Linked DNA regions of Homo sapiens: region 1 is linked to region 2. A link is a loop called in an ENCODE intact Hi-C map of the cell type or tissue named here. Cell type or tissue: CD14-positive monocyte. All regions are shown on one strand. Links, peaks and the distances in the headings refer to the core of each region. The heading gives the core; the rest is flanking DNA. Region 1 overlaps FOXP1 (forkhead box P1). Region 2 overlaps FOXP1 (forkhead box P1).

What was found. A loop is a pair of places that touch in the nucleus more often than their neighbours do. Peaks named below come from ENCODE experiments on the same cell type or tissue, not always from the same donor. Only the 100,000 strongest peaks of a DNase experiment are listed, where the experiment ranks them.
Region 1: a loop joins it to region 2, with 2.7 times the contacts of the local background. A loop is called at or near these places in 4 of 110 quality-filtered maps.

What each region holds. Positions count from the first base shown.
Region 1 is chr3:71,545,700-71,551,075 of GRCh38, reverse strand. The region is part of intron 2 of FOXP1 (forkhead box P1); the gene reads left to right. Among named protein-coding and RNA genes, the nearest start is that of MIR1284, 6.3 kb to the right of the region's middle. In CD14-positive monocyte, for the core only: no CTCF peak of the experiment used is centred there; DNase peaks (open chromatin) are centred at 3,055 and 4,045; H3K4me3 peaks cover 2,928 bases; H3K27ac peaks cover 4,549 bases.
Region 2 is chr3:71,440,856-71,446,231 of GRCh38, reverse strand. The region is part of intron 3 of FOXP1 (forkhead box P1); the gene reads left to right. Among named protein-coding and RNA genes, the nearest start is that of MIR1284, 99 kb to the left of the region's middle. RefSeq lists enhancers at 1,727-1,866, 2,257-2,366. In CD14-positive monocyte, for the core only: no CTCF peak of the experiment used is centred there; DNase peaks (open chromatin) are centred at 1,751 and 2,071; H3K4me3 peaks cover 3,134 bases; H3K27ac peaks cover 4,884 bases.

The DNA of each region.
Region 1 (5,376 bases), core at 274-5,273, 100 kb before region 2:
AATATTAGATAAAAACCAGTTTTCTCAGTGTTTCCTGGTAATATTATTGAAGTGAGCATGAATTTTTGTGTCTCTAGTTATATAATTTGTCTCCTAAGTGAAACCCAACTCCGTGAAGTCTGGAAGGAAACCCTGGCAACAATGGCGGCTTCATCGTGTCTGAGGAGGAGCCGCAGAGAGTGCCTTCTGTTTGAAGGGGGCCTCTCGGAAGCGGCAATGGCATGGCAAGCCTGCTGCTTTTTACCTCAGCTGTATGCTGCGGAGTGGTATAAATATGATAAATGTAAATAGCTAAAGAAATTCTCTTTTTTTACCCGAATATATGAGCTGGTGTCTAATGGACTGATCTTAAGGGTTTGAACCACAAACCAAGTTGAATTAATAAAAATGGAGGCTTTGTTCACATAAGTGGTATCCTTATGGGTTTATTGAAACATAATCTATTTTCTTCTTTTTCCAGTAGTTTTCTTTTCTTTACAAGTTAAATTGGTCACTTTCAGCACATGCTTCCATGGCTTTGCTTTCTATTCACTGGATGTTAATTTAGTTTAAAAATATATTCAATAGATAACTAAATAAAACTTCTGTGGCAGTATGATTTTAATTGTTTTTATAAATATTAGTTTGTGTAATTTATCTGTCACCAGGCCTCAGTGAGATAAGAACTCCTGTTATCCTCATTTTGCAGATGTGGAAACTGAGGCACGGAGCGGTTATATAACATATTAGCTCACGGTCAACAGCGGATAAGTGGAATAGGTAGGATTGAGACCTACGTGGTTTTGTTGAAGGGTTTGTGCTCTCAACCAGCTTTGCTATGTGATTTATAATCGTTTTACTTGGGGGCAGGTGGGGATCATGGAGATGAGAGAGCTAAGTCTCCACAGGCTTCCTCCTCTCCCCGCTTTGTACCATCGCCAACTCCAATGATGTGGCTACTTCTGAAGAATAAACTGTGTTAGGGCTGGAGGCGGGAGGGTGAGTGGGGCACACACTTGCTTTTGATTTATTTATGCTATACTGTTTGCAGTACTTTTATACAATGAACTTGTCTGACATTTGTAGTTATAGTTTTAAAAATAAGGTTCTTTGAAAAAAAATTTTTTGACATATGCTTAGCTTCAAATTTTAGAAAGGCATGTTCTAAATATAAAGAGGCCTAAAAAAATTAAAAGTTTACCAGAGAGCGTTTTTTTTTTTTTTTTTTTTTTTTTTACTCCCAGCATTAGAGTATTCTGTAATATAATTTACCATTTCTTCCATCCTCAAGGGCTTTCAGCAAGTCTCAGTTCATGTGATGATTTGATGTTACAGTTGAAATTGAGACAGTTTTGTTCCCATTATATCTAACCTGTGAACTGAAATATTTGAGATATGTTTTATTAAAATATATATGTTTTGGGCTAGGTGTGGTGGCTCATGCCTGTAATCCCAGTACTTTGGGAGGCCTAGGTGGGTGGATCGCCTGAGGCCAGAAGTTCAAGACCAGCCTGTGCAACATGGTGAAATCCCATCTCTACTAAAAACACAAAAATTATCCAGGTGTGATGGTGTATGCCTGTGATCCCAGCTGCCTGGGAGGCTGAGGCAGGAGAATCGCTTGAACCTGGGAGGTGGAGGTTGCAGTGAGCCGAGATTGTGCCACTGTATTCCAGCCTGGGCAACAGAGTGTGACTCCATCTCAAAAAATTTTTTTAAATAATAAAGTATATGTATTTTGGAGTCTAAAAACATGTGCCTTTACTCAGTAGAGAAGTTAGAGATGAGGGAAAACCCCAGCGACTGAACTGTTGCCATGAAAGAAACACTAGGTAGGGGAGAAGGTTATTTAATTTATCATTCTTTCGGTTGTGTTAGTTCTAAGTGGTGTATGCTCAGTATGTTGCTAAGAGTTGAGTTGCATCATATATAGAGTCAGTGCATAAGTCTCATTAAGTTAATATTAACCTTGAAAACCCAATATATAACCAACTGGTGGGCCCTTAGCAGCTCAGAAGTCAACAATTAACTTCTTTGGGTTAATACACCTTTGAGGCAGTGTTGTGCAGTGGTTAACGTTCCTGAGTTTGAATCCCAGCTCTGCCTCTTATTAACCTTGGATATGTTATTTAAACACACCGCCTTAGTTCCTAAATCTGTAAAATGGCAATATTTACCTCATCATGGTCCTGCTTTGACTAAATGAGTCAATACAGTATAAACAAAATGCTGACTACTTTTTACATAGCACATGCTGATGAAATATTAGTGATTCTTATTAGTATTAGCTTTGTCTTTTTATTTTGACTTCATCTCATTTCTTTTGGGGGGGTAAAGGCCAAGTCTGGTTTCAGGGGGCTGGGGAATAGAGAGGAAGGAATAAATAAAAAAGAAATGGGGTTGTGTGCGGTGACTCACACCTGTAATCTCAGCACCTTGGAAGGCCAAGGCAGGAGGAGTGTCTGAGCTCAGGAGTTTGAGACCAGCCTGGGCAACATGGTGAAACCCCATCTCTACCAAAAATACAACAATTAGCTGGGTGTGGTGGCTCACACCTATAGTACTTGGGAGGCTGAGGCAGGAGGATTGCTTGAGTCCTGACGGTTGAGGTTGCATCAAGCCGTGAGAGTGCCACTGCACTCCAGCCTGGGTGACGGTACAAGACCCTGTCTTAAAATAAAAACAAAAACAAAAACAGTTGAGGAAGGGGGACAGGAAATACGTTGAATTATGCTAGACTGTTATGAGGCTGTTTGGGAGAAAAATAACCAACATATAAACTTACGCTATTTGTGTGTGTGTGTATTTGTGTATGTGTGTGTTTAGTTTTAAACTAGAGCTGGATCTTGCATTCAACCTCCATTCATAGGGCCAACTTTTTAAAACACCCACATTAATGGTGATGATCAGTGGTTTACAATAATCTGCCAGTCACCCACATTTTCAAAGGTATATTTAAACTTGGGGGTGTTGTCCATGCTGGAATTCCTGTCTATCTTTGAGACAAAGAATGAGGCCCCATTGAGAGGCCCCAGCCAAAGAGGAACTGCAGATTGCCTCATCCTCTCTCTCTGTTCACTTCTTTTCCAAAGCCCTTTGTCCTCTTATGAAATTGACTGTTTGTACTGACCTGGGGCTGGCTAAGTCAGTTTGGTTTAAGAGGACTTCTCTGAGTTGGGAAAGAAACCTTAGACCTTTTCTTCCAACTAATAAAGATGTACACAACAAGAGCTCAGACCATTGTGGCCAAAAGGCCTCATAAATATGGGAGGTGATGATGACCACCAAAGGATTGAATAGTCACAGCTGTCCTCTCTTCTCTCTGGACCTTGCTGGAATGGGTTGCTTATAGGGTTGCTACTGATAAGTAGCCAACCAGGTGTTTGGTTGAAGAGGCCATTAGGTAATTGTGCCAGGACTAATTCTCTACAAGAACTTTGTGTGTTCACATTCTTCTCTGCCTTGGGCCCCAAGAACAGCAAGTTGCCTTCTAATGTCATAGAAGGAAGAAAATACATGCATTGCCCCTTAAGTGTGGCTCTGAGTGGCCCTTGCTGGGTGACATTGGTTCCCTAGTGGTATTCAGAGCCCTTTAAAAAGAGGTCAAACGGGGCCCAAAGGAGCACAGCAATCCGTGGAGACCATCTGGGCCTCGCCCTAGAGGCCCCACCTCTACCTTCTTTTTGGATAAGGCCTGATATGGTTGTTTACCTGCCAAGCCCTCCTTTCCTCAAAGAAGAGCGTTCTTGCTGGGTTTCCACAAACCTGCTGTCTAGTCCTGCACTGTTTGTTCCTTGATCTGGTGGTTGGGGCTGCACTGGTTGCATTTTGGTAGGCAGGCAGACCCCTCACAGTGTTAAAATGAAGGGGAGGAAAGGGTAACCTTTCCTAAACTACCTAAGAAGAATGCTAATCCCAACTGTTTCAGAAACCTGTAATTTTTAGTTTATGTAAAACTCAGATAGATTGAATTCCCCCTTGAACCTTTTTGTATTTCATAAGAGTTTTATTTCCTAAAACTGACAGCAGTGACAGTTGTGTTAGAATTCAGCCCTGAGTATTTATTTCTAGATTTCACAATTTGTTTTGTCTTCGTAGCAAGCAATTGCCTTCCTTCCTTTCTCTCTTCCTCTCTGTGTCTCTGTCTCTCTCCCCTTCCTTTCTTTGCAATTTCCTTCTTTTCTCAAGCTCATGATGAAAATTGACCCTTCAGTTTTATTTTCAGATGAAAGCTCAAGCAACAAGCCAGCGCTTGCCTCCATTAGTGGCTCTGGGTAGTCCTTGCAGGAGAAATCACCATCAGCAAATCATCGTCCGTTTAGAGTGGGCTGCAGAGGCTAGGCAGCTCCCTGACTTCACTGTCCAGGAGCCTCTTAGAAATGAGCAAGGAGTGGCACTGGTGCTAGTGCCATTCAGCAAGGCTTTGGAGGTGTGCTTCGCTGCATTGGGGTACCTGATGAACAGCATCTCGGTGGTTGGGTATCTTGCACCCAGGCTAGAAGGTTAACTTCCATTAAGCTTTATTCAACCCTGCATCATAGAAGTGGTGGGTAGGTGTTTGTGCATCTCTGTGTGTATATGAATGACATGGCCAGAGGCTCCACTGTTCCATCATCGAAAAGTTTCTTAAAGGGACCTTATGAAGAACCACATGGAATTTGTAACTTGATCACGAAATTTGGACCATTAAGGACCTGAAAATAGCTCTTCGGTTTTGTGGGTCACACCTTTCTCTAAGCTCAGTTAATGAGCAAATCTTTATTCTTTACAAGATTAGCCAGGTGTATTTCGTGAATGTTAACTTTAGCCTTGGCTGCTTGGCCCTGCTGCTAATGAGGCCAAAGTGGGAATTCCTGCCTCTTGTGGACCAGTTACCTTCACTCTCTTACCTGGCCACCGACCACTAACCCTCGCCAGCTGGCTTGTGAATGTCTGCAGTTGGATGTTGGAGTGTGGGGAGGTGGGTGGGGGAAGGTGTTGTATGGATTAATGCAAATCCATGACCCCTCCTGGGGAAAAGCCACACACACATACTCCATGGAACAAGGGTCAAGTGCATTGTCTCCACTTTTGAAAGGCAATAGAGTTGATTAAGGTTAACTCGAAAATACTGATGTTGGCTAGAATTTTGGACTTTTGCCAGGATATATGCAACATTTAAAGTGATTTCTGGAAACCTGTGCCCATGGTTCACTGGTAGAGGAGCTTAAGATGAATAAAACAGTGAAAACCAGGGAGAGTGTGATTACTTTTAAATATGCAGCAACAAAAGGGACATGGCAATAGCTTAAAAATCTGTTTTCTAGGAATGTAATATTTTCCAAAATCTTAAGCTGGCTTACATCATATTTGGGTTGTAGGTTCTTCAGACTTTTACTTTTGGTTCCTACCTATTGC
Region 2 (5,376 bases), core at 58-5,057:
CCACAAGTGACAGCAGCTTTTATGGAAGCCAGTCTTAGCAAGATGGCAGAGCACCCATTTCTCCATGAGGCCCAGGCTTCTCAGAGAAGGGCAAGAACTGTCTTCTGCTTTGGCCATCGTGATGACACATTGAATGCCTGAATTCATTCACTCACTCACTCACTCACTCACTCACTCACTCACTCACTCACTCACCTATGAGTTGTTTTCAATAGATACTTGTATGTGTTAAAAGACACACATAGGCCGGGCACGGTGGCTCACACCTGTAATTCCCAGCACTTTGGGAGGCCAAGGTGGGCGGATCACCTGACGGCAGGAGTTTGAGACCAGACTGGCCAATATGGTGAAACCCCATCTCTACTAAAAATACAAAATTAGCTGGGGTTGGGTCACGTGCCTGTAATCCGCAGCTACTTGGGAGGCCGAGGCAGGAGAATCACTTGAACCCAGGAGGCGGGGGTTGCAGTGAGCTGAGATTGCGCCACTGCACTCCAGCCTGGGCAACAAGAGTGAAACTCCATCTCAAAAAAAAAAAAAAAGGTATAAATATCTATTGATAGATATTTATATCTATTATTAATATGCCAGGCATTGTTAATTTCAATACTGTGTAAAAACAGACTTGGGGCATACATAACACAGAAACAAATGGGAAATTTGAATTATAGGGAATTCAACAAAGAAAGGCCCTTTATATAGGGCAAATTGACTTGGTTGAAAGCCATGGAGTTCATACTACCTTAGAATCTTAGAACTTCTTGAGAAGCTCTGGACAGAGCTCATTTTTATTTTCCAGAACCTTTGGGAGGCAGTATATTCCATGGTTAAAATGTGGACTTCAGCATCAGCCCCATTCCGGTTCAGGCAAAACACTGCTGAGCTGCCATTTACATTGCTGGAGATGTGTGTGGCACTCGTTTCAGTTGTGCAGTACACCTCCTTCCCAGCTGTTCACAGCAGCCCTGATTTAGGCAAAACTGAGTTTGAATTCCTGCTTTTGCCACTTACGGTTTGTGAAGCAGCCTGTGTTTCTGTAGCCCTCCCACACTTGGCCTCCTCATTGGTAAAATGGGGGTTATGGCTCTTCCCTCACAGGTACCATGGAGAACACTAAGGACTAAAGGTATGTTGAAGCTATTTATGTCATGCCTGCCACGTGGTCTGCACTCCAGAAGTACTTGCTATTGCTGTTATTGAAATGAAAGATCTCCCTTGCACATCTTCCCCTGCCCGGCCACATTGTGCACTTTGAAAAGGATATCCTTCACATTCGTTTTCCAGAAAATTGAGGTCACTGACTTATTTCCTTCTTGAACCCTCTACCCTCCAGTCCCCATGGCCATCCCCACTCCCCCCAATCCCTTGGGTTAAGTCACAGCAGAGGCATGTACAGAGCATCCCTCGCAAACATCAGTTGCCTTTCTGTCTGCAGCAGGCCTGTTTGATTTTGGCTTCTTATCTGATGTAGGGAAGAAGCCGCACTCCTCTGAGCCTTGGGTAGGCCAGTTGTGGGCTGGCCCGTAATAATACAATTATGAAGGTTAACAGGAAAAAGTGGGGTCCAGGAGCAATTCCAGGCAGCTGGCAGGCCTGCTGAATTGGAAGCGCCCCACCAATGAAAACTGCAGCAAGAAGCAAATTAAACCTCCTATCTGCCATCTCACTCTCTTTTCTCCCCTTTCCTGTTTGGACTTGAAAGGCGATTGGAGCCAGGGCCCTGACAGTTGACGGAAGTGCTGCAAGGAGAGAGTATTTATTTACAGTGAGTCGTGGTGATGCTTGTTCAGGATGCGGTTTCTTGCAGGAAGTTCTGTCCCCACCCCCGGGTTTGATCATTTCTCCAAAAAAAAAAAAAAAATCCTTGATTGTTTGAGGCCTCCTCTCTGACTTGGAGCAACATTGTAGAACCTGTCTGTACTTGGAGGGTTTGCTGAGTGCACCTTTGTAGGAGGGCCTGGAGTGGGACGAGAGGCAGCCAGTGGGCCTGGCTCCCTCCAGATGTGTTCAGGCGCAGCAAAAATCATTAGGCATTGAAAATAGGGAAGTAGGCCGAGTACACGTGTGGTAAGCTGTGGTTGGCGCAGGCCAGTCTGTTCGTTAACAGAAACCAGTGCCAATTGACGTTGATGTACTAGGCGTTTGAGAGAGAAATCACTTTGAGGCAAAGTCAGTAGCTATAGTGCATAGGGAGTGAGTATTTAGGTAGAAACCAGTTGGGCTGGGGCTGGCTGGTGAAGCCCCTCTGAAGGAGGCTGAGTGCCAAGCTGCTGGTCCAAAATGTGGGGTGCTTTTTGCCTTTGGGGGTCTCATAGAATATTGGGAGAGAAGGGTAAAAGGGGAAATAGTATTCTGTTGAAGAGGTTATTTTGGTATATTCTTGGATCATCATAAGGCCACCCTACAATACTATAGAATTTTCTCATCAGCTGAGAAATAGCCTCCATTCTTTATTTAAAAGTATATACAAGTGAGAAAAAAATGACAAAAGGATACAAAATGAGACTCAGCTCCCTTCTTTAGTTTCAGAAATCCCTAGAGCAGGTCACTTGGCAGCTTGCTAGGGATGCAGGTTCTGGGGCCCTGTTGGAGGGAGAGTGGCAGAATCAGAAAATCTGGCATGAGGGCTGGCAGTCTGTGTTTTAACCAGCCCTATAGGCGATTCTGATGGTCATGACTGTTGAGAAGCATGGAGAGAAGGCAGTGGCTTTCCAACTCGAGTGTGCATCAGGGTCACCTGGAGGGCTTGTTAGACCGACAGACGTGAACCCAGAGTTACGGTTAGATAGGCGGAATACGTGCCCATGTCCTGTTCACAGTAGGGCGACTGTCATTAACAATAAAGTATTGTATATTTCAAAAGAGCTAGAAGAAAGTATTTTGAATGTTCTCATTACAAAGAAATGATGAATGTTCGAGGTGATGGATAAGCTAATTACTCTGATTTTATCATGACACCAAATATACATGTATCAAAACATCACACAGTACCCCATGAATACATACAATTATTGTGTGTCAGTTAAAAACAAAATAAGGGCCGGGCGTGGTGGCTCACGCCTGTGATTCCAGCACTTTGGGAGGCCGAGGCGGGTGGATCACCTGAGGTCAGGAGTTCAAGACCAGTCTGGCCAATATGGTGAAACCCCATCTCTACCAGAAATACAAAAAAATTAGCCAGGTGTGGTGGTACATGCCTGTAATCCCAACTACTCAGGAGGCTGAGGAAGGAGAACCTCTTGAACCCAGGAGGCAGAGGTTGCAGTTAGCTGAGATCGCGCCACTGCACTCCAGCCCAGCCTGGGTGACAGAGCGAGACTATGTCTCAAAAAAATAAAAAAAAAATAAAAAAAGATTTAAATAAAAACTGCAGGTGCTGGAGCCCCACCCTCAGAGATTCAGATTAAGTCCCAAGTGGGGCCTGACAATCTGCATGCTTTCATTTTTTTGAGCAGGCAACTCCGCCTGCAATCCCCTTCTCCCTGGTTTTCCTGATGGAGCAGGCCTGGGCTTTTGACAAATCCAGACGTGGGAGTGACTGTGATTGTTGTCAAAAAAACAAAAACAAAAGAAAAAACCAAGACCATGGAATGGAGGAAGCTTCTCTGTGGCATTATTACTGGGGCCGCGGCTAGTTTGGTGCAGGATGATACTGACGACAGAGAGGACCTCCGTGCCCATGTAGCTTTCTCCAGACATCCCAGCACCCAACTCACTGCGCGAGACTTGCATGAATAATTTCACTAAAATCAGCTGGACGTTCTCAAGATTCAGAGGAAATCACCAGTGTCCTCCTGTGGGTGTCTCCTTGTGTGTTTTAGTTGATCTCTGAATGTGGTTTTTTTTTTTTTTTGGCTTTTTAAGGTCTTCAGCCATTTCTGACAGGTGCTGTAGTTGGCCTGTTGTAATATGCAAAACCTATACAAAGACGTGTCCTTAGTCCCTGTGTCAAGCAACTCAGTCTGGTTGGCTAATGGTTAATGTAGAGAAGTATGCGTACAATGTCAGGGTGTTACAGTATGGAGCTATGCAGAAGGAATGAACAACTGGGGCATCTGGGACATATATGGTCAAGCTCCACAAAAGTGGGGCACCAAGTCTGAACAGGGCTTTGAGGCATGAATATGAGTTCCCTAGATGGTTCAGCTCCTGAGATGTTTAGTGCTTGGGAATTCTCAAAGTTGTGTAGGCATGACTTCTGAATGGGAAGGTTCTGGTGAAGATATCGTTAAGAACGTAGTGGGTGAAGCCCTCTTCATGCAAATAACATCAGGCAGAACAGAGATTTATTATGTGCAAATGACAGTAACCTTTATAAAATCTAGAAAATAATTTTTCCCCAATTTCCCCTCGAATCCAAACATTCTTCTGCAGTCTGAGTGGGGTTGATAGGCTGCCAAGATGTTGAAGGGCCTCAGTGGGAAGGGACTTGGCTAACAGTTCCCAGTGCCAGTGTTCTCTATAGCGTGTCTTGTTGAGCACTGGTGCCCTGGCTTGCTGCCCACAAGCCAGAATGAGTTTGAGAACTTGAGGGTTTACGAAGCAGAGGTAAGAACACCACCCTGGAGGTCTTTAGGACTGATTTAAAATTCCACCAGTGGTACTGACTTTGGACACATTCCTCAACCTCTCCAAATGGTTCCCTGTTAGTGACGCCGGGGGCATCGTAGGATCATTCTCCTAGAGCATTTAGCACAGGGCCTGACATGTTAGTGACTACTCACTCCACTGCCTGCTCACAGGCATGGGTAAAAGGAAGAGCAAAACAAACAAGATGCCTGAACTGCTAGGCCAATCTGGAGCAGAGCTGCTAACTTCAGCGCTGTTGACATTTGGGGCCAGAAAGTTCTTTGTTGTGGGGTCTGTGCTGTGCACGGTGGGATGTGTAGCAGCATCCTTGCCTCTGCCATTCATTCCTGCCCATGACAGTGACAACCAAGACTGTCTCCAGACATTTCCACATGTATGTCCCGTAGGGGTTAAAGCTACCTTCTACTTCCATGAGAATGACTGATCCATAGTACAGTCCCACCTAGGGAGTTGTGCCATGATTTGCAAAGTTATTTACCCTTACTAAAGGCACTGCTAAGCTAGGTCTCTAATCTAAAATATGGAACAAAATTTCACAAGAGGCAGCTGAAAAAAGTTTTATATTATCCTGTTTGCAATAGGGAATGCAGTTACCTTTAAAAAACCTGAAGTACTATCATAGCTGACAGAAAAAGAGAATTCCTAACATATACCTGGTGCATGCTTTCCATTTAATACCAGTTTCACTTTAAAATGTGAGGAACAGGGTAGGGTCTTTTGCTTGTTTAGTTTTCCAATTTTTTGTTCCTTATTCTTATTTTGTTTTATTTTATTTTTGAGACAGGG